Linked DNA regions of Homo sapiens: region 1 is linked to region 2. The links are chromatin loops, found by intact Hi-C in ENCODE. Cell type or tissue: PC-9. All regions are shown on one strand. Each heading gives the region's core, and the rest is flanking DNA. Links, peaks and the distances in the headings are about the cores only. Region 1 has its middle 8.7 kb from the start of CCL17. Region 2 has its middle 16 kb from the start of CCL22.

What was found. A loop is a pair of places that touch in the nucleus more often than their neighbours do. Peaks named below come from ENCODE experiments on the same cell type or tissue, not always from the same donor. Only the 100,000 strongest peaks of a DNase experiment are listed, where the experiment ranks them.
Region 1: it touches region 2 in a loop (8-fold over the local background); 3 of 110 quality-filtered maps call a loop at or near these places.

The regions. Positions count from the first base shown.
Region 1 is chr16:57,389,294-57,402,885 of GRCh38, forward strand. It overlaps a transcript of CCL17 not described here. Among named protein-coding and RNA genes, the nearest start is that of CCL17, 8.7 kb to the right of the region's middle. RefSeq lists an enhancer at 11,127-11,176. In PC-9, for the core only: no CTCF peak of the experiment used is centred there; DNase peaks (open chromatin) are centred at 3,608 and 5,368; H3K27ac peaks cover 1,785 bases.
Region 2 is chr16:57,338,684-57,346,683 of GRCh38, forward strand. No RefSeq gene overlaps it. Among named protein-coding and RNA genes, the nearest start is that of CCL22, 16 kb to the right of the region's middle. In PC-9, for the core only: no CTCF peak of the experiment used is centred there; DNase peaks (open chromatin) are centred at 1,148 and 3,178; H3K4me3 peaks cover 506 bases; H3K27ac peaks cover 1,981 bases.

The sequences.
Region 1 (13,592 bases), core at 1-8,000, 51 kb after region 2:
ATGTATGCATGTGTTGTGTGTATGTGTGTATGCATGCATATGTGTATACTGTGCATGTGTGTGCATTGTGTGTATGTGTAGTGCATGTTTGTATGAGTGTGTGTAGTTTGCATATGCGAGTGTTTATGTGTATGTGTGTATATGTGTGTTCTGTGTGTATATGTGTCTGTGCTCTGCACATGTGTGTCTGTGTGTGTGCGCACATGCCCAGTTCCTCCCAGATGTACATAAGCGCTCAGGAGACCACCCGTGCCCTGTTCACTTCTGCTCAGACATGTGCTTTCCTGGATAAATAATGATTTAGCTGCAAAGACTTAAGAAAAGATCTACTGCCAGGCTGGCTTTCCTGAACTGGCAGCAAAGTTCAATGACTGAAACCCAAGCAGGATCTCTTTAATCATGCCAAACTGAGGTGGGGAGTGTGCCTCTGAACCCAGGAGAATTCCAGAGCAGCACATGTTTTGAAGAGATGCCCCTCTCTTACCTTCAGGGGATCCTGTTATCTTCAGAGGCCAGAATAGGATTATTTGCAATGAGCAATTTCTAGCAATGCAGGAGCAAAACATAACATGGGACTCCCTGGCTGCATGACTTTGGGCAGGTTACTTAACCTCTCTGGGTCTTGGTTTTCTCTGTTGTAAAATGGGAATAACAACAACTCATCTCAGGGGTGAAGGTATCATGAGATAACCCTTAAACATGTAGAAAAATGACATTCCCATAGTGAGCTCTCAATAAACAGACGTATGATCATGCAATAGATGTTTTCAAAGGGTTTGAAGTAACCTATTTATATTTGCTTTTGTTATTGGGTACCCAAACAAGACTATAGAATTATAAGATATCTATAAAGAAACGCAGTCTTCTTGGTTTTCAGTAAAGTAGGGTGAAGAAACATTATAGTGTCATTAACGAGAGCAGAATAATTTGTGACTGAGTGCAGTGGCTCACACCTGCAATCTTAGCACTTTGGGAGGCCAAGGCAGGAGGATTGCTTGAGGTCGGGAGTTTGAGATCAGCTTGGGCAGCATAGTGATACCCTATATATACAAAAAATAAAAAATTAGCCGGGCATGGTGGCACACATCTGTATTCCCAACTATACAGGATGTTGAGGCAGGAGGATTGCTTGAGCCAGGAGTTTGAGGTTACAGTGAGCTATGACTGCACCACTGCACTTCAGCCTAGGTGGCACAGTGAGACCCTGTTTCGAAAAATAAATAAATAAATTGATTAATTAAAAAATAATCATCTTAACTTGCATAATTTTTCCCTAAGCCCATAGATGCTGTTCAAGTTGATGTAGCTTTTCTAAATTACTTTTGAACTTGGTGCTATTGCTTGAATATGACTCCCAAAAGTTTGTGTGTTGGAAACTTGGTCTCCAATGGCGGCAGTGTTGAGAGGTGGGATCTTTTGATTGGGTCAGGAGAACTCTGCCCTCATGAATGAATTAATCCATTCATGGATTAATGGGCTATCGCAGGGGGGTTAGTTTTCACAAGAGTGTGTCTGTTATAAAAACCAGTTTCGCTCTCTCTTGTGAGGCTCCTCACCATGTGATACCCTGCCCCACCTTGGGACTCTGCAGAGGCCCCATCAGCAAGATGGTTCTCACCAGATGCAGCCCTTCAACCTTGTGCTCTCTAGCCTGCAGAACTGTAAGAAACAAATTTCCTTTCTCCATAAATTGCCCAGTCTGTGGTATTCAGTTAAGCAACAGAAAATAGGCTGAGATACTTGGTAAGGTCAAAATGCACAAATCTCAACTAATTAATTGTTGACTAGCAGGCTGACTTGGGACAGAAAGGAAAGTCTGTTTGCTTTCAAGAACTTGGCAACTGGAGTACTCAGTTTCCTGAATATTTCTGGCTTGCTGCCTCCTGAGCACTCGAGGGGACTGCTCTTCCTGAGCCTTTTGGGGTTTTGGTGGGAGTCAAATGATCAGTTCTGGCCAGTGAGCTGGGAGTGGAAGCAGCGTGTGCCACACAAGCTTCAAGCATTTAATTGCTGATGGAAGACCCACCAGAGCTTTCAGTACCTCCAGCACAGCATCTGACAACACTCCAGAAAATGGCTGGGTCCTACAGTGAGGGTGAATCAGAGCCTCCAGCCATGGAAAGAGCCCCAGCTAATCTATGTCACGAAGTGTGAGGAAGAAATAAACCTTCGTGGTTTAAGCCACAGAGAGTTTGAGGATATTTGTTATTGCAGCATATCCTAGCCCATCCTGATGGATACAGCATCCAGGAAGAAAAAATATGACTGCTTGGACTAAATAGGCATGACTTGTCTGTAATCTGCATGATGCTATTAAAAAGCTTGAAAACACCAGGCACAGTAGCTCACACCTGTAATCCCAGCACTTTGAGAGGCTGAGACGGGTGGATCGCTTGATCCCAGGAATTCAAAACCAGCCTGGGCAATTTGGGGAGACCCCATCTGTACTACAAACACAAAAGTTAGCCTGGTGTGGCAGTGTGCATCTATAGTCCCGTTCCAGCTACAGGGACTCAAAAAAAAAAAAAAAAAAAAAAAGGAAAGGAAAAAAAAAACTTGAAAACAAGCTGGGCGTGGGGGGCTCACACCCAGCGCTTTGGGAGGCTGAGGCGGGAGGATCGCTTGAGTCCAGGAGTTGGACAGCAGCCTGGGCAACATAGGGAGAGCCTATCTCTACAAGAAAAACAAAACAAAACAAAAACAAACAAACAAACAAAAAACAAGCATGGTGGCACACACCTGTAGCTCCAGCTACTGAGGTAAGAGGATTGCTTGAGCTTGGGAGGTTGAGGCTACAATGAGCCATGATTGTGCTGCTGCACTCCAGCCTGGGCAACAGAGCAATTCCTTGTCTCAAAAAAAAAAAAAAAAAGCTTGAAAACATGCTGTTAGCTGGCTCTCCTCTTCATCTCTTCATTCATCCTTTTTGCAGATGCTTGGAGGTCACCCTCAGCACGGCCCACTGTCTATGGTGTCTGTGGATTTATCTGGAATTCTCACTGAGTGGAGTTGGAAAGAGGAAAGGCTTTACAGTTTCTCTGAAATACGTTGGTGCTCGAGAGTTTTAATGGCTCGGATGTTGTGATGGTTAATGTTGAATGTCAACTTGATTGGATGCAAAGTATTGTTCCTAGGTATGTCTGTGAGGGTGTTGCCAAAGGAGAGCAACAGTTGACTCAGTGGACTGGGAGAGGCAGACCCACCCTCAATCTGGGTGGGCACAATCTAATCAGCTGCCAGCACGGCTAGAATAAAAGCAGGCAGAAGAACATGGAAAGACTAGACTGGCTTTGCCTCCCAGCCTACATCTTTCTCCCATGCTGGATGCTTCTTGCCCTCCAACATCGGACTCCAAGTTCTTCAGCTTTGGGACTCAGGCTGGCTTCCTTGCTCCTTGGCTTGCAGATGGCCTGTTGTGGAATGTCACCTTGTGATCATGTGAGTCAATACTCCTTAATAAATTTCCCTTTATATATACATCTATCTTTTTAGTTCTGTCCCTCTAGAGAACCTTGACTAATACAGATATGCTTCAGCAGACAAGGAAGTAAATAGGGAAAAGAATAGTAACATTATCCAGCCTCACCTCATTGCCAGTTGATCTGGGTCGGCCAGTTTTGCAAGCACCTCCTAAGCCCAGAAGCCAAACCAGGGTAACCTGGGCCTGTGGGCACAGGAATCAGGTGTGTAGGCACAGCTCTAGGGACCAGCAAGGGCAGTTTCTGTGTCTCAGCTTTCCTGGAGGGTTTCCATGGGTCAATTGGCTTTACCCTCATCCTCCTACTGCCAGTTCCCATCCTTCTCACCCTCTCCCAGCACATTTGTCCACAGATTTTTTTTTTTTTTTGAGATGGATTCTCGCTCTGTCACCCAGGGTGGAGTCCAGTGGCACACTCTTGGCTCACTGCAACCTCCGCCTCCTAGGTTCAAGCAGTTCTCCTGTCTCAGCCTCCTGAGTAGCTGGGTTTACAGGCACACACCACCATACCCAGCTGATTTTTTTGTGTGTATTGTTTTTGTTTTTGTATTTTTTGTATTTTTAGTAGAGATGGGGTTGGCCAGGCTCGTCTCAAACTCCTGACCTCAGGTGATCCACCTGCCTCCCAAAGTGATTGGTGCTGATTGGTGCATTTTATAGATTTTTAAGTATTTTTTTTCTTTTTTCTTTTTTCTTTTTCTTTTCTTTTTTTTTGAAACAGAGTTTGTGCTCTTCTTGCCCAGGCTGGAGTGAAATGGCACAATCTTGGCTCACTGCAACCTCTGCCTTCTGGGTTCAAGCGATTCTCCTGCCTCAGCCTTCCAAGTAGCTGGGACTACAGGTGCGTGCCACCACGCCTGGATAATTATTTGTATATAGTAGAGACAGGGTTTCACCATATTGGTCAGGCTGGTCTCAAATTCCTGACCTCAGGTGATCTACCCACCTCGGCCTCCCAAAGTGCTGGGATTGCAGGTATCAGCCACCACACCCAGCTGATTTTCTTTATATTTCAAGTCAGTCTTCTCTCTATCTGAGAGAACTTACCCCTTAACTAGTCCCCTGGCCAACTTCTATTCATCCTTTGTCTCAGCTTAGATGTCACCTCTTCCAGGAGGCCTTCCCTGACTTCTAAGTTTAAGGAAGGTTTCCTGTTAAGCGGACTCATGGCCCCTGGGGTCTTCCCTCATAACCCTCACGTGACCTGGCTGTACCTGCCTGCCCCACTGTGTTTCTGAAAGATCTGTGAGGGAAGGCATGGATGTGCCCTGTTTCCCTTTGTGTCCCAGTGACCACTGCAGATCCTGGAAAGGGTGAAGAGGGGAAAGGCCAGAGCCCACCCATCTGTGTCTTTTGACACTCCTTGTGCCGTGCCCCTTTCCAACTGATGGAAAAGCCCACCTTGTCCTTGTGGGGCGCTGAATTTCAAGGAATTTCCTGGTGGAAAGTATTTAACTCCCTCAAACGACTGTCAGAGACTGAAAGTGATCATCTGTGATGTGTTCGAGTCACTCCTGAGCTCCTCGAATCCTCCAATTGTTACAAAGTAATGGACTTGCTGCCCGATGTGAGTAGAAGCCAATATTATAGCACCACTTTTGCGAAAAGAAAAAGCTTTATTCCAAGTCACCTGGCAAGGAGACAGGAGACAACACTCAAATCTGCCTCCCTGATCCCTGGGTGGGTCAAGTTGTTATGGCACTGTTAACTAGTCCCAGGGATGCCAATGTGGCCGGTTGCCACGTTGGTGGTGCTAACTCTCAGGAGGTGGAAGTTTTCTCTGATTGCACCGGGCCAGGCTACATGACATGCAGTTTTGGCTCCGTGCCATCTGTAACAACTCAAGCAATGGTAAACTAGTTTGAGCTGGTCCTGTGGTTATGCAATCACCAGCACATCCCGGTCAAGACATTGTCCCCAGGCAGGCCAGAATCCCCAGGAAGCCTGGACTGGGTCACACCCTGCTTGTCGCCCAATCTCTCCAGAGGAGTGAGGAGGCAAGGGAGAATCTAGAAGCTCTGGAGTCTCAGTGTGTCTCCAGTTGGTTCCTGCCAGTGGGTTCATGGTCTCGCTGACTTCAATAATGAAGCCGCTGACCTTCGCAGTGAGTGCTACAGCTCTTAAAGATGGCACGGACCCAAAGAGTGAGTGGTAGCAAGGTTTACTGTGAAGAGCAAAAGGACAAAGCTTCCATAGCATGGAAGGGGACCCAAGCAGGTTGCCGCCGCTGGCTGGGGGTGGGCAGCATTTAGTCTCTTATTGGCCCCACCCATGTTCCATTTCTGTCCTATCAGAGTGCTCTTTTTTTCAATCCTCCCCACGATTGGCTACTTTTAGAATCCTGCCAATTGGTGTGTTTTACAGATTGCTGATTGGTGCATTTTACAGAGTGCTGATTGGTGCATTTTACAATCCTCTTGCTAGCTACAGAGCACTGATTGGTACGTTGTTACAGAGCGCTGATTGTGGCATTTTATAATCCACTTGCTAGCTACAGAGTGCTGATTAGTGCATTTTTACAGAGTGCTGATTGGTGCATTTTACAATCCCCTTGCTAGCTGCAGAGCGCTGATTGGTGCATTTTGCAATCCTAGCTACAGAGTGCTGATTGGTGCGTTTTACATTCCTCTTGCTGGACAGAAAAGTTCTCCAAGTCCCCACTCGACCCAGGAAGTCCAGCTGGCTTTACCTCTCAATCCCCGCTCTAAACAGGACACCCCAACTGCTGTTGAGAATTGGGTAATGACTGCTCTAGCTACTTCCTGCTGGATAGGGACAAAGAAGGGGCCCTGCAGTGGTAGTGTCCTCCAGAGGGGAACTCTCTGGGCCAAAGGGCCAGTGGGTCGATCCAGGGGTCCTCGGTAGAAGTTGTTAGTTGAGCTCATTTGGGGTTCCATTTTTAAAACCATCTATAGCTTGATGGCCTCAATCCTGGAGGAAACAAATTTGACAAGGAGGTCAAAAATACAGGGCCCGAAGGCAAATAATAGCAAGATGGCTGTCACGGGACCTAGAAAAGGGAGAAGCATGTCGCCCAACTCCAGAAGTGGGTATAAGAGTTTGAAAGGCATTGTCTGATTTCAGAAGCCTTTTCCTGTAAACACCGGGTGGTGTCTCATACTATCCCTGACAGGTTACTGTAAAAACAACACTCTTCCCCTAAGAAGGTACAGAGTCCTCCTTTCTCAGCAGTGAGGAGGTCTAGGCCTCAGTGGTTTTGGAGAGTCACTGCTGCCAAAGAGTCTATTTGGGACTGTAGAGTAAGGATAGATTTTGTTATTTCTTGCAAACTATCTTAGAGAGTGTGTGGTAGTAGGATAATGAAGTAGATACACTGGCTATTCTGGTTCCTGTAACAGTGGCCATTCCTAACCCTATAAGTAGGGGTATTAGTTGTATTGCTCTGCACTGACAGACTTGAGCTTTGAGGTGCACTGATAGGGTCTGATTTCCTGGGGCAATGTCAATGTTGGGACTTAGGAAGACTAAGGTGCAGGTGCCTGTCCAGTTGGTGGGGAGGCAGATATAGGTTGAAGTTCCACATAAGAAGAATATGCCTTGGCTGGGTACACAGAACTGGTTGTGTATGTTAAAAAGGTGTGTGAGTTTGTTGTTTTCATTTTCCCATACTCCTAGAGTACTTGCCAAGGTAGCTCCAGTGAGCGGCTGGAAAGGAGTGTTGGGAGCAAACTGAGTGGCTCCCTGTGTTCTATTTTACCATTGGAGAAAAAATCGTTTTGTATCTACTAGGAACCATTCAAGAGAGTGATTGAAATAGGGGATGAGAAGGCATTCACTAGTGGTGGGGGCGCTGCTGCAGGGGGTCCAGGGGTGAATGGTCATGCAGGGAGTATGTTTGCCATTATTAAACCTAGACTGTTTGTTAAGCAGGAAGGAGGTGATGATTTTTGGAGGCTCTGAGAAGCGGACAAGCCATCTGAATGGAGCTGTTTGGGTGAGTCGGAAGTTACTGTGATCAGTTGGGGCTTGAAGTTGTAGGGTGTAATTACACTGATGGGATAGTAGGTGCCCCAGGGGCAGTCCTGATAACAGGTTGCATTGGATGCATAAAGGGGCTTGGAAAGTTAAGACAGTATTCGTGGTTGCAGGGCCATGTATGGTTTTTTCATTGCTTGTGTAATAGGTTAGGTTGGAAATGTAAGAGTGTAAAAGCTGGATTGCGAAGCTTTGGGGAAGCCCAAATCTAGGAATTATTTCATGAATTAGGACTTTAACCACTTCCTGATCCTTCTCTGTCTTGCAAGGGAAGGCTTCTATCCAATTTGTAAAGGTTTCAACACAGACTAACAAGTATTGAAATCCCCTTGACTTAGGCATATGAGAGACGTCTAACTGCCAGTCCTCTCTGGGATGGTGCCCTATTCTTTGTTGTCCCAGAGGGGCCTTACGATGGGCCAAGGGATTATGCCTTTGGCACACATCACAGGCTTTGACTACTTGTCGGATGGTCCGGAGGAGATTTGGCCCTGTAAATAGGGATTTGGCCATTTGATGAGTGTTCTCAATACCCATATGAAAACTTTGGTGGAGGGTCTTAAGTATTTTCCACTGGCTGCCCTCTTCTGTCGTTAACCATCCCGAGGGGAGAAAACTATGCCCCCATGAAAGTCCCCATTCTGTTTCAGTCAGGGAATACTGGGGCTTAATCTCTTGGAGAGGGTTGTTCCATACCAAGGGTCCTTCTCTAGGTATTTCTAATGGGAGTTTCCACCTGGCAGCAATTTTGACCTCAGCGTCTGCCTGACGGTTTCCTTCTGCCTTTTCTCCTTCACCTTTTTGATGGCTTCAGCAGTGTAAGACTGCCACTTCCTTGGGGTCTTGCACTGCATGCGATAACTCCATGATTTTCTTGTGGTATTTAATGGGAGCTCCCCCAGAGGTTAGGAACTCCCTTTCTTTCCATATTGCAGCATGGGCATGTAGGATTAGATAAGCACACTTGCTATCTGTGTACACATTTATTCTTTTTTTCCTTTCCCAGTTCTAAGGCTTGGGTAAGTGCCACTAGTTCTGGTAACTGGGCGCTGGTCCCTAGGGGAAAAGGCTTACTTTCAAGTACTGTTACATCAGTAACTATGGCATAACCTGCCCTTTGTATCCCATTCTCCGCAAATGAACTTCCATCAGCATATAGGTTAAGGTCAGGATTAGCTAAGGGGACTTCCAAGAGATCCTCTTGGGTGGCATAAGTCTGGGCTGCAATTTGTTGGCAGTCATGCTCAATTGGTTCCCCATCCTCTGGGAGAAAAGTAGCAGGGCTGAGGGCCGCACAGGTGCATATTTGAAGCACCGGTCCCTCAAGGAGTAGCACCTGGTATCTAAGCAGATGGTTGTCTGATAGCCATAAATTTCTTTTGGCACCTAGTATGCCATTTACATCATGAGTAGTCCAGATGGTGAAATCCTTTCCTTGTATTATTTTGATAGCCTCTGATACTAACATGGCCACCACCGCAACTACCCATAAACAGTGAGGCCAGCCTTTAGCTACTACATCAATTTCCTTACTTAGGTATGCCACTGGTTGTGGGGTTATTCCTCGAGTCTGAGTAAGGACTCCAAGAGCTATTCCCACTCTCTCTGTGATGTGTAAAGAGAAGTTTTGTCCTCTGGGAAGGCTTAAGGCTGGAGCTTGTACTAGGGCCTGCTTTAAGGTTTTGAAGGCTGTTTCTGCCTCTGGTTCCCATTCTACTAGATGGCCCTCTGGGTCTCCTTGATTAGAGTATAGAGAGGCTTGGCCATCTCGCTGTATCTGGGGATCCATAGTTGGCAAAAGCCAGTGATCCCAAGGAACCCCTGCAACTGTTTTAATGTCTTAGGGTGAGGATAAGCCAGTATAGGCTGTATTCATTCTTTGCTGAGGGCCCTGGTTCCTCTGGCTAAGATTAGGCCTAGATATTTGACTTGTTGTAGGCAGAGCTGGGCCTTCAATTTAGATGCCTTGTACCCTTGATTAGCTAGAAAGTTCAAGATATCTAGAGTAGCCTGCTGGCATGAGGCTTCCAAACTGGTAGCCAAAAGTAAATCATCCACATACTGAAGGACCAGAGTCCCTGAACTTGAGAAGTGGCCGAGATCTTGGGCCAGTGCCTGACCAAACAGATGAGAGCTATCCCTAAACCTTGAGGCAAGACCGTCCATGTAAGTTGGGATGTGTGGTCTGTGGGATCCTCAAAGGCAAAGAGAAACTGGGAGTCAGAGTGCAGGGGAATGCAGAAGAAGCCATCCTTGAGGTCCAGAACAGTGAACAATTCTGCTTCCTCTGGTATTTGAGAGTAGGGTGTAGGGGTTGGGTACAGCTGGATATAGAGGAATTACTGCCTCATTGATGAGTCTAAGATCTTGCATCAGGACTCTCTGAGTGCCAGAGCTTCTGCCACCTGGATGTTTTCCTGGGCCTCCCCTTCTCCCCACCCCTGGTTCTCACCTGGACCTGTCTGACCTGTTTCCAGGTGCTTATACATTGCCACGACCACCATCAGATCAATGAAGGAGAAATCCCATCCACATGGCTGGGGCCCTCTTTCTAGAGTGTCAGGGGTAGGTAACCACCAGGGCAACAGCAGTGGTGGCCTGGGGAGAGGTGGAGGAAAGGAGTCATTAGTTTATTGCCAGAGATGCTGATCAATAAGACATTGACCTTCTTTTTTTTACTTATTTATTTTTTTTATTTTTGGAGAAGGAATCTTGCTCTGTCGCCCAGGCTGGAGTGCAAAGGTGGGATCTTGGCTCACTGCAACCTCTGCCTCCTAGGTTCAAGCGATTCTTCTGCTTCAGCCTCCAAAGTAGCTGGGACTACAGGTGTGTGCCACCTTGCCCAGCTAATTTTTTATTTTTAGTAGAGATGGGGTTTCACCATGTTGGCCAGGCTGGTCTTGAACACCTGACCTCAGGTGATCTGCCCCCTTGGCCTCCCAAGTGTTGGTATTACAGGCGTAAGCCACTGCTCCTGGCCTGACATGGACCTTCTTCTCATGAGGTTCACTGTCCACATGATATCCCTGTGAGCCTTTGGATGCATTTTCTCATTGTCATCCCTGTCACAGCTCAAAGATGAGCTCGTGCTCATAGTGTTACCAAAACACCATGGGTGCAGTCTAGGTCCTGCTGCTCCCCACACAGAAAGCCAATCACTGAGACACCAAGTATTGCCAAGGAAGACTTTAATCGAGTGCTGCAACCAAGCAGATGGGAGCTCAGTCTGAAATCCATCTCCCTGATTGACTAAAACCAGGAGTTTATACAGCAGAGAAGAAATGTAACAATGTATAAGAAAACAGGAACTGGCAGGACGCGGTGGCTCACGCCTGTAATCCCAGCACTTTGGGAGGCGGAGGTGGGCGGATCACGAGGTCAGGAGATCGAGACCATCCTGGCTAACGCGGTGAAACCCTATCTCTACTAAAAATACAAAAAATTAGCTGGGAGTAGTGGCGGGCGCCTGTAATCTCAGCTACTTGGGAGGCTGAGCTAGGAGAATGGCGTGAACCCGAGAGGCGGAGCTTGCAGTGAGCTGATATTGCGCCACTGCACTCCAGCCTGGGCAACAGAGCGAGACTCCGTCTCAAAAAAAAAATTATAAAATATAAAAGAAAACAGGAACTAGACAGGGGCAATGAAGCAATCATGGTGAATGAGGGGGTCTGGTATCTGGTACAGTAATCTGGTGGGTTTCAGTTCTTTGACACTTTTTTTTTTTTTGAGAGGCCCAATGGTCATTCCTTGCAGAAGGAACCCAGATAAAGCAAATATAAGTTTCAAGCTTTAAGACCAGAAGGGTCAATTTCCATGTTTGTCCAAAGAACAGTGTATGGGAGCATTGGGCTGGTTTCCATCTGAGCCTCATTTTCCAGATGGGAATGCAAAGGCACAGAGAGATTCAGAAATTTACCCGGGCCGGGCACAATGGCTCATGCCTGTAATCCCAGCACTTTGGGAGGCCAACCGGGGTGGATCACCTGCGGTCAGGAGTTCCAGACCAGCCTGGCCAGCATGGTGAAACCCCATCTCTACTAAAACTACAAAAATCAGCCATGCTTGGTGGCGTGTGCCTGTAATCCCAGCTACTTGGGAGGCTGAGGAAGGGGAATCACTTGATCCTGGAGACAGAAGTTGCAGTGAGTCGAGACCATGCCATTGCACTCCAGCCTGGGTGACAAGAGCGAGACCCCATCTCAAAAAAAAAAAAAGAAACTTACCCAAAGCCACGCACTTAGTAACTAAGCCAGCAGGCAGCCTCACTCCAGACACCCTTCTTCTTCTTCTTCTTCTTCTTTTTGTAAATTGTGGTATAGTTGGTGTATAGAATAGCATACAATGATGAAAAGAAAGAACTATACATTTGGCATATATCAACACAAATGACACTGTCAGGTGTGATGCCGCAAGATGTGGAAGTATAGATACAAGATGATGGTGTCGATATAAAGCTTAGAAATGAGCATGAACAGGCCCGGTGTGGTGGCTCACGCCTGTAATCCTAGCACTTTGGGAGGCCAAGGCAGGAGGATCATCTGAGGTCAGGAGTTTGAGACCAGCCTGGCCAAGATGGTGGAACCCCGTCTCTACTAAAAATACAAAAATTAGCTGGGCATGGCAGTGCACCCCTATAATCCCAGCTACTCAGGAGGCTGAGGTGGGAGAGTCGCTTGAACCCTGGAGGTAGAGGTTGCAGTGAGACAAGATCACACCACTGCAGTCCAGCTTGGGAAACAGAGCAAGACTCTGTCTGGAAAAAAAAAAAAAAAGAAAAAAAGAAATGTGCATGAACAATGCTATATATTGCTTAAGGACATACACACATATGAGTTAGTGAGCTGTGAAGAAATGCGTGGGACTAATGGCTGCCAAATTCTGTTCCTCTAGTGCATAGAGGCTGTGATTAGGGGAGGAAAGCGGGGCTCAGTGACGTGGTAATACATCTGTTAACCTGGTGGTGGGTACAGTAGTGTGGTTAGCAACGCTGATGCCCTACCCAGGCCCCACTCCTTTTGGTTGATTTTACTTTCAATCACTCTCCTGTGCCCCTCCAAGGAATCTGGCTGAAGCTGCCCCCCGGGGACGTCACCTGAGGTCACACCCTTGCTGGGTTTCCACTCCTTCTCTGTCTTCACTCCCCAACTTTCCCTCCACTTCCCCAAGGAGCACATCCTTAATGAACTCAACCTGAGACAGTGGAGAGAGCCCAGTCACCCATAAGCTGAGAGAGCAGAGCCCAGGCAAGGCAGAAAGGAAGGGGGACCCTATTGTTAGCCAAGTGTGGTTCAGGCGAAAGCCCCACAGTGCAGAGGGACAGCCACAGCTCAGAGGGCAGCTGAGGTGCTGGTTCTTCCCTGCAAAGGGCTCTCTAGGGACTCCTGCTTCCCAGGTCTGGGGCTTGCTCAGAAGTGGCCACAGCCCTTCCCAATACCCTCAGCCTCCCCTGGGGAGAGCCATGACCCAGGTGGCATTGTGCGACGTGTCAAATCTCCAAATGCTGTTGAGTCGTGACCCCATTCCCTGCTGGCTTTTGCAGTGGCTGAGATTCCCAAGGCCTTTCAAAGAGGCCAGATCCACCAGGCTCCTTGGAAAGGGTGTGAGGCTTCTTCCCAGGATGCTGGGTGCTTGTCACTGACCCTGGTGCTGAACAGATCTTCCTCGGGTGCCCAGAGGGTCGAGTTTGGCAGGACAATCCCCCCACCCCGACTGCAGGCAGGCTGCCAGACTAGGAGCAGAGGACTTCTGAGTTCTCAGTGACTTCTGTCACTACACCCTGAGGGGTGAACCTCAAATTTTCCCAATGTCATCAGGGGACCATAGACCTGCCTTTGAAGTAGCTTGGAAACAGGGACAGATGTTCCTTGGAAAGAGAGTCAGACTCTAGCAATGAATAAAAGGCACTCATTTACAAGGCTTGAGTGGAAGCTCAGAAGTCCTGGAGCCCAGGCATCAGAGAGACATTGAGACAAGTCCATTGGTAAGAGTGAGAGTAACAAGAAGGGTTTCTGCATTCTGCTTCAGGAACAACACCAGCCATTTATCCATTCACTCACTTAATCCAAAAACTATGTATTGAAGGCCTACCATGTGCCGAGATATATTCCATTAAAGAAAA
Region 2 (8,000 bases), core at 1-8,000:
CAAGTTTTTATTTTCTTCTTTTCAACAGTTTAATTATAACGTGCTCATGTGTGGATCTCTTTGAGTCTATCCTACTTCTGGCTCATTCAGATTCTAGGATGTGTAGATTAATGTTATCATCAAATTTTGGAATTTTTCAGCCATTTTTTTCTTTGAATATTTTTTCTGCCCATTTCTCTATTTTTTCCCTCTTTCTCAGAGTCCTGTTACCTGGATGTTGGTGCATTTGATGATGGGCCAAGGCTTCTTAGTCTCTGTTCATTTTCTTCAGTCTTTTTTCTCTCCATTATTCAGCTTGTATAATCTCTGCTGATCTATCCTCAAGATTGCCAATTCTTTATTTTGTCAGCTCAAATTTGCTTTTAAGCCCCTCCAGGGAAATTTTCATTTTAGACACTATACTTTTCAAATCCAGAATTTCTATTGGTTCTCTTAAAAATAATTTTTCTTGGCAGGGCACGGTGGCTCATGCCTCTAATTCCAGCACTGTAGGAGGCTGAGGCGGGTGGATCACCTGAGGTCAGGTGTTTGAGACTAGCCTGGCCAACATGGAAAAACCCCATTTCTACTAAAAATACAAAACTTAGCAGAACTTATAACAAACTACAAAAACTTATAACAAAACTGCAAAACTGTGAGAAAAAATAATCATTTGAAAACTGGAGATTGATCAAAATTATAAGTAGTAGGTAGAATAATGGGTGACAGAGTGAGATTCTGTCTCAAAAAAAGAAAAAAGAAAAAACTAACACAGTATGTAACAAATTGAGAAGTGTTTACTTTGAAAAGTCTTGAACTTTAATGAGAAAAGAATGAGGGCTTTGTGTGGGTGGGTGGGTGTTTCAGAGCTTCCTCACTCAGTCATTCTGGAAGTCCCATCTATATGTGATACATTCTTACAATGGAATACTGTGGAGGAATGAGAATGAAGTAAAAGGGCAAGCAAAGACATGGCTGAATCTCCTAAACATAATGTTGAATGAAAGGAGTCAGGCACAGGCCAGGTGCAGTGGCTCATGCCTGTAGTCCTAGCTGCTAGGGGAGCTGAGGTGGGAGGATAGCTGAGGTTGAGGCTGAAGCGAACCGTGATCGTGCCACCGGACTCCAGTCTGGGTGACAGAGCGAGACGCTGTCTCAAAAAAAGAGAAGAAGTCAGGCATAAAGGAATGCTTTCTGTATGATTCAGTGTTTCTTTCTGTTCTTTGTTTGTTTGTTTTTTTGAGACAGTGTTTCTCTCTGTCACCCCCCCCGGCTCATTGCAGCCTTGGCCTCCCAGGCTCAAGTGATCCTCCCACCTCAGTCTCTCTAGTAGCTAGGGGCCACAGGCTTGCATCACCATGCCTGGCTAATTTTTGTATTTTTTTTTTTTTTTTTGGAGAGATGGGGCCTCACTACATTGCCTAGGCTGGTCTCGAACTTGGGCTCAGGTAATCCTCCTACCTCAGCTTCCCAAAGTGCTGGGATTAGAGGCATGAGCACCCAGTGCACCCAGTCACTTTTTCTATGATTCAAATAGAAATAACTAGTTTAGGTATTAGGAGCCAGAATGGGCTTTCCTTGGTGGTGGCAGCAGAGGGGTTGTGATGGAAGAGGTCATGAGGGGGTTTCTGGGTTCTTCTTCTTCTTCTTCTTCTTCTTTTTTTTTTTTTTTTTTTTTTTTTTTTGAGACAGAGTCTTGCTCTGTCACCCAGGCTGGAGTGCAGTGGCGTAATCTCTGCTCACTGCAACCTCTGCCTCCCGGATTCAAGCAATTCTCCTGCCTCAGCCTCCCGAGTAGCTGGGACTGCAAGCACCCACCAACACGCCTGGCTAATTTTTGTATCTTTAGTAGAGATGGGGTTTCACCATATTGGCCAGGCTGGTCTCAAACTCCTGACTTTGTGATCCGCCTGCCTCGGCCTCCCAAAGTGCTGGGATTACAGGTGTGAGCCACCATGCCCAGCTCTTGTTCTTCTTCTTCTTTTTTTATTTTTTAACTTTTTATCTTCTAGTAATTTCAAACTTACAGCAAATTTGCAAAAATAGAGTAAAGAAATCCTGTATTTCCTGTATTTCCATCATCCTGATCCACCAACTGTTAACATTTTACCACTTGAGAAAATAATAATTCTTTCCGTACGAGGAGTCCAAGCCCATGTAGATACAGCATCCCTGTGACAGTGACTTCCAGGATCCCACACTAAAAGAAGGGCAAGAGGAGGAGCCTTCTGACACATGGTTGGTCCTGGGGGACCCATTCCTTAGGTAGGTGGCCACTGACCACAGAAAGAGATGACACTGTTCATTGTCCAGTTTGAAGGCTCCTGAGATTCCAAACGCTCTTGGTTCCCCCCTGGTCTTCTCTATAATTCTCCATCTGTGTCCAGATTACCAGGCTTCAGGGTGAGTAAATAACAGGGAACCGAGGGTTGGGAGGCACTACGGAAAGAACCCTGGGCTCTGGGATAAACGTCCATACATTTTCTTCTTCTTTCTTCCCCTCACACCATTCCTCATGCTTTTCTGCTTCCCCTTTCTGCTTCCTTCCCTATAAGATGTCACCTCCTCTCAGTTTCAGCCACTACCTCTTGTCTGGGGACTGGGAGTTGGAGTTTCCCTGGGTCAAGCATGTCACCGTCCAGCTCGGGTGTTCCATCTGTGAAATGTGCAAGGGGCATTTATACCCTTTCAATCACCAAAGGCTGTTGTAAAGATCATTTGGAGCTGCGAATGTGCAAGTTGTTGATCCTCAAATAGCCTGGCAGTGGCAGGCATGACCAGTCCCATTTCACAGAGTCAGGGCCTGAGTCCCAAGGGCACAGGGCCTGGTAGTCAAGCTTCACTGCCAGTTGGTAGCAGAGCCCGTATCTCTGAGACTTAGGATATAGCCATGCTACTCACACCCTCACCCTACAGGCTATAAGATGACTCTCATTTTTATAGAATACCAAAAAGCCAATTGGAAACCCACAAAACATATCAAATGGCAGAAGAGGTAGATGGAATGTGTAGAATTGTTTGCTTTTCTAAGGGTTTTCTTCTTGAAGAAAGAGCAATTGTGGTTTTACAATGGGACTTGCTCGGAAATCCAGGCCAGGACAAGCTGCTTATTCAGAACAAAGTCCTGGAGGGTAAGTCATCTTCTCTTTGCCCAATCATTGTTCCTTGGAGGATGTCCATTATTTGCAGAGCCTGGCTGGCTCTTTGCCAAACCTATTTCCTCTTCTTGAGTACACCTCTTCTGTTTCCCAGCCTTCCTTGCAAACAGGTGAGGTCAGGTGTCTGAATTCTGGCTAATGGAATGTGATCAGAGCTGATGCACCCAACTTCCAGGCTTGGACCAAAAAAGTTTCCCACGCTCCAGGCCTGCTTCTATTTTCCCTTTTATGACTTGATGTAGATGAACACGGCGATCTGTTAACAACAGCAGAACCACAAATGGGAGGAGTCCGGGTGCCTGAACCGCCACTTGGAGAAGAGCTGCCCATTAATCAGGAACATCTGTTTTGGACTTTATGTGGTGAAACATAAACTTACTGTGTCTGAGCCATTATACAATTTGAGGTTTGTTTGTTATGACATCTGACGTTACAGTACCTAATACATGCCAGTTTACCTGATTCCAATGGTTCCTTTTTTAACTACAGAAGACATTTATATCCTTCACGTGTTCAATGATTTCTCCCACATAAATCAAAAGTATTTTCTTAGTCCCCTATTAGAACCTCAGGAATAAAGTGTGCTCCAGGGTTTCATCTCTCCCCTCTCTGAAGTGGATCTTCCTCTCATGACTCTGCCATCCCAAGGAATTCCTAAGAAGTATTTGCAATCAGAATTGGAATGAAGAGACAAGAAAAAGGAGAATTGATGATAGCAAGTATTGACTGTTCTTTTGAGTTTTACTGTAAAGGTCCAGCACCTGGAAGGGGATGTGGGATCTGTTTTCCTAATGCACTGTTTTCTTAAGATGGGAGAATTACTGGTTTGTTGCATGCCAGTGAGAATGCTACTGTAGGGCCGGGCGCGGTGGCTCACACCTGTAATTCCAGCACTTTGGGACACTGAGACAGGTGGATCGCTTGAGGTCAGGAGCTCAAGGCCAGCCTGGCCAACAAAGTGAAACCCCGTCTCTAAAAACAAATACAAAAATTAGCCAGGTGCGGTGGTGTGTGCCTGTAATCCCAACTACTTGGGAGGCTGAGGCAGGAGAATCGCTTGATCCCGGGAGGCAGAGGTTGCAGTGAGCCAAGATTGCACCAATGCACTCTAGCCTGGGCAACAGAGCGAGAGTCTGTCTCAAAAAAAAAAAAAGAGAGAGAGAGAGAGAATGATACAGTAGAAAGGAGGAAATTGATGATGCAGGAAAGAAACAGGAGAATTAGGAGTGATGTCCTTCAGGGGTGCCCAAACTTTTGGCTTCCCTGGGCCACATTGGAAGAAGAAGCATTGTCTTGGGCCACACATAAAGTACACTAACACTAATGATAGCTGATGAGCTAAAAAAAAAAAAAAAAAAAAGTCGCCCAAAAAATCTCCTAATGTTTTAAGAAAGTTTACGCATTTGTGTTGGGCCACATTCAAAGCTGTCCTGGGCCTCAAGCGACCCACAGGCCTTGGGTTGGACAAGCTTATCCTTGAGTGAGGAACAAGGAAAATGCAGTGGGCAGATGCGACAGTTGCAGGTGGGTGTGGTCTTCTGGTAACTTCTCGTTTCTTGGGGACATGGGAATCAGGGTCACAGGTTTCAAGTGCAGATCAGTGAGGAGGAGTTTGAAGGTTTGAGTGGAGACAGGAAAGTATGAAATAGTCAAAGAGAGTGGGAGAGCGAATGAGTCAGGGAAACGCAGTGGGACTTTTGGGTGGCACTGAGGTGAGTGATCTTGGATTTACCATTAGCGTGACTGGGTGGCTTTCTCCAGCCGTGTCAGCTGCACTGGGGCAGGTACAGAGTTGGTGGAGAGTTGGGTTTTCCGGGTTCCGGTTTTACTAGGAGTTAGCAGGAATGAGAGTTGAAGTTATTTGGGAAGAGAGTCGAGGGTGTAGGTAAACGATGTCTGTAATGAAAGACCACGGAAGTTGGGAGCTTAGCAAGGTGACAATTAAGGACGTGAAGGAGAGGCAAGGGAAAAGGGCAGGATCAGCCTGGGTGAGCCTAAAGGACTATTGGAGTTGGATGCTCAAGGCAATGAGCTGGACAGACAGATGGTGGTGGTTGGAGAGTGCGGTGTTTTATGTTGAGACTATGCAAAGGCAGTTACTGGTAATGACATGGTTCAGGATATGACCTTGGGAGTGAGGGGCTGAGGCAGGTGGAGGACAAGCTCACGGGAGGAAAGGAGACCATGGGACAGAAAGGCTGGTTACTGAAATCACCCTGTGGCTCTGAGATATGAGGGCCTCGTTTGCTTTCCTAGCTGTACACTGTGTGGGTCACCGAGCTCTCAGTTTGGTATTAGCAATTAATTTATAACACACAGGTCCTTACCTGGGGAATTCAGCCAGATTGTATATTTGTACCCTGCTCCCAGAATGTCTTTTTTCTTTTTCTTTTTCTTTTTTGAGACAGGATTTTGCTCTGTTGCCTAGGCTGGAGTGCAGTGGTGTGATCACAGCTCACTGCAGCCTTGACCTCCTGGGCTTGAGCAATCCTCCCACCTCAGCCTCCCAAATAGCTGGGACTACAGGCATGCATCACCAGGCCCAGCTAATTTTTAAATTCTTTAGTATAGATAGCATCTCGCTATATTGCCCAGGCTAACGTCTCAAACTCCTGGCCTAAAGCAATCCTCCTGCCTCGGCCTTTCAAAGTGCTGGGATTACAGGCGTGAGCCAGTGCACCCAACCCAGAATCTTACTTTTTAATGACTGAACCGCATTTAGTGTTAGTTACACATGTGTATGGTTGAGATATATGAAAATTCAATATATTTTATAGTTGAAGTATTCTAAAGTAATGGATCTTTCTAGCAAATAGTAGTGACTTCAGCTAATGAAATATTCCTTTTGCACCACAGTCCTTGGCTTCACAAAGATGAGAATCTTTTAACACAAGAACTCTGTGTTAAAGAGATGTGATTGGCTGGGCACGGTGGCTCACACCTGTAATCCCAGCACTATGGGAGGCCGAGGCAGGCGGATCACAAGGTCAGGAGATCGAGACCATCTTGGCTAACATGGTGAAACCCCGTCTCTACCAAAAATACAAAAAATTAGCCAGGCGTGGTGGTGGGCACCTGTAGTCCCAGCTACTCGGGAGGCTGAGGCAGGAGAGTGGTGTGAACCTGGGAGGCGGAGCTTGCAGTGAGCCAAGATTGCACCACTGCACTCCAGCCTGGGCGACAGAGCAAGACTCTGTCTCAAAAAAAATAATAAAATAATTTAAAAAAACAGATGTGATCACCTGAGTTTAATGTAATGTAAGGGGAGGGCATGTGTTTCCAGCATGAGGCACTCTTAGTAAGGAATTGTGAGCAATGGATTAACCACTATATCTAAGAATCCTGCAATTAAAACATGTTCACACACACCCCCAAAAGGAAATCATGATTGTGTCAGAATCACGTTGGAGAGAATGACTATAAGCTGGGAGCTGTAACAGACATGGAGGGAGGGGGAATGACAGGGGTGTGTAGATGGCTGCAACCGGAGGGAGCAATGGATGGTAAAGTGGTGAGTTGCATTTCAAAAAAGCTGTGGGGCTGGGTGAGGTGACTCACACCTGTAATCCCAGCACTTTGGGAGGCTGAGGCAGGAGGATCACTTGAGGCCAGGAGTTCAAGACCAGCCTGGGCAAGATAGTGAGACCCTGTCTCTATTTTTTTTTAAAAATTAAACTAAGGAAAGAAGCTGGGGATTTTAGGGAGGAAAAATGTGTGGTTTGGAAGTAGCTACAAAGAGCAAGGGGCAATGCCTCTTCTATCCCCAGCCCCACAGTAGAACGGCTATTGAGGAGATAATAGCCATGTCTTAGAAACCTGCAGGGGAAGCAAGTCCCTCAGTGGATAACCAAGTTTAGAGCCAAAAATAAACAAAAAGATGAAGGGAACAAGAAGGTGCACACTGGAATGCCCATTCATTACGGAACTACCAGTAATAGTGAAAATCTGGAAACAACCAAATATTCACTGCCAGGGGAATCCAGGAATAAACAATGGATGAAACCAAAATAGAACTTGCTTCAAAGTAAAAATGAATGGACTAGATCCATGTGGATCAACATGGAGAAAAAGCTTACAAAGATAAACGTGAACAAAACAAGCAGGTTATAAAAGGTTATATCCTGTATGATGCTGCCTACGTAAAATACTAAGGCCCACAGAACAATGCTATATCTTATTTATAAGGCTATAAAAGTACAATGACATCCTTGGGAAGGACCCCAGTAACTTCCTAGGTGGTTTTGTGGTTACCCAAAAAGAGATAGGGAGGGGAAATGGGTGGGGGTAGGGGTAGGGTAGCTCTGGTTGTATCTAAAATACTTTATTTCTTTATTTTATTTTATTTTATTTTATTTTATTTTTTGTAGAGATGAGATCTCACTATGTCACCCAAGCTGGTCTTGAACTCTTGAGGTCAAGCGATCTGCCCTCCTTGGCCTCTCAAAGTGCTGGGATTACAGGCACGAGCTACCATGCCTGGCTCTATCTAAAATATTTTATTTCTTAGTGAACCAAAAGACAGTAAAATGTTAACTGCTGTTAAATCTAGGTTGTGGATCCCAAGATTTGTTTTACTTTTCTGCATATTTGAAAGATTTGTTTGAAAATTAAAAAAATAAGAAGACCTAGGAGGAGGGAATTACTATGAAGGACTAATGAAGATTGTGGACTGGGTGTGGTGGCTCATACCTGCAATCCTGGCACTTTGGGAGACTGAGGTGGGAGGATCGCTTGAGCCCAGAAGTTTGAGACCAGCCTGGGCAACAAAGTGACACCCTGTTTCTCCAAAAACAAACAAACAACAAAATTAGCCTGTTACAGTGCTGCATGCCTATAGTTTCAGTTACTCAGGAGGCTGAGAAG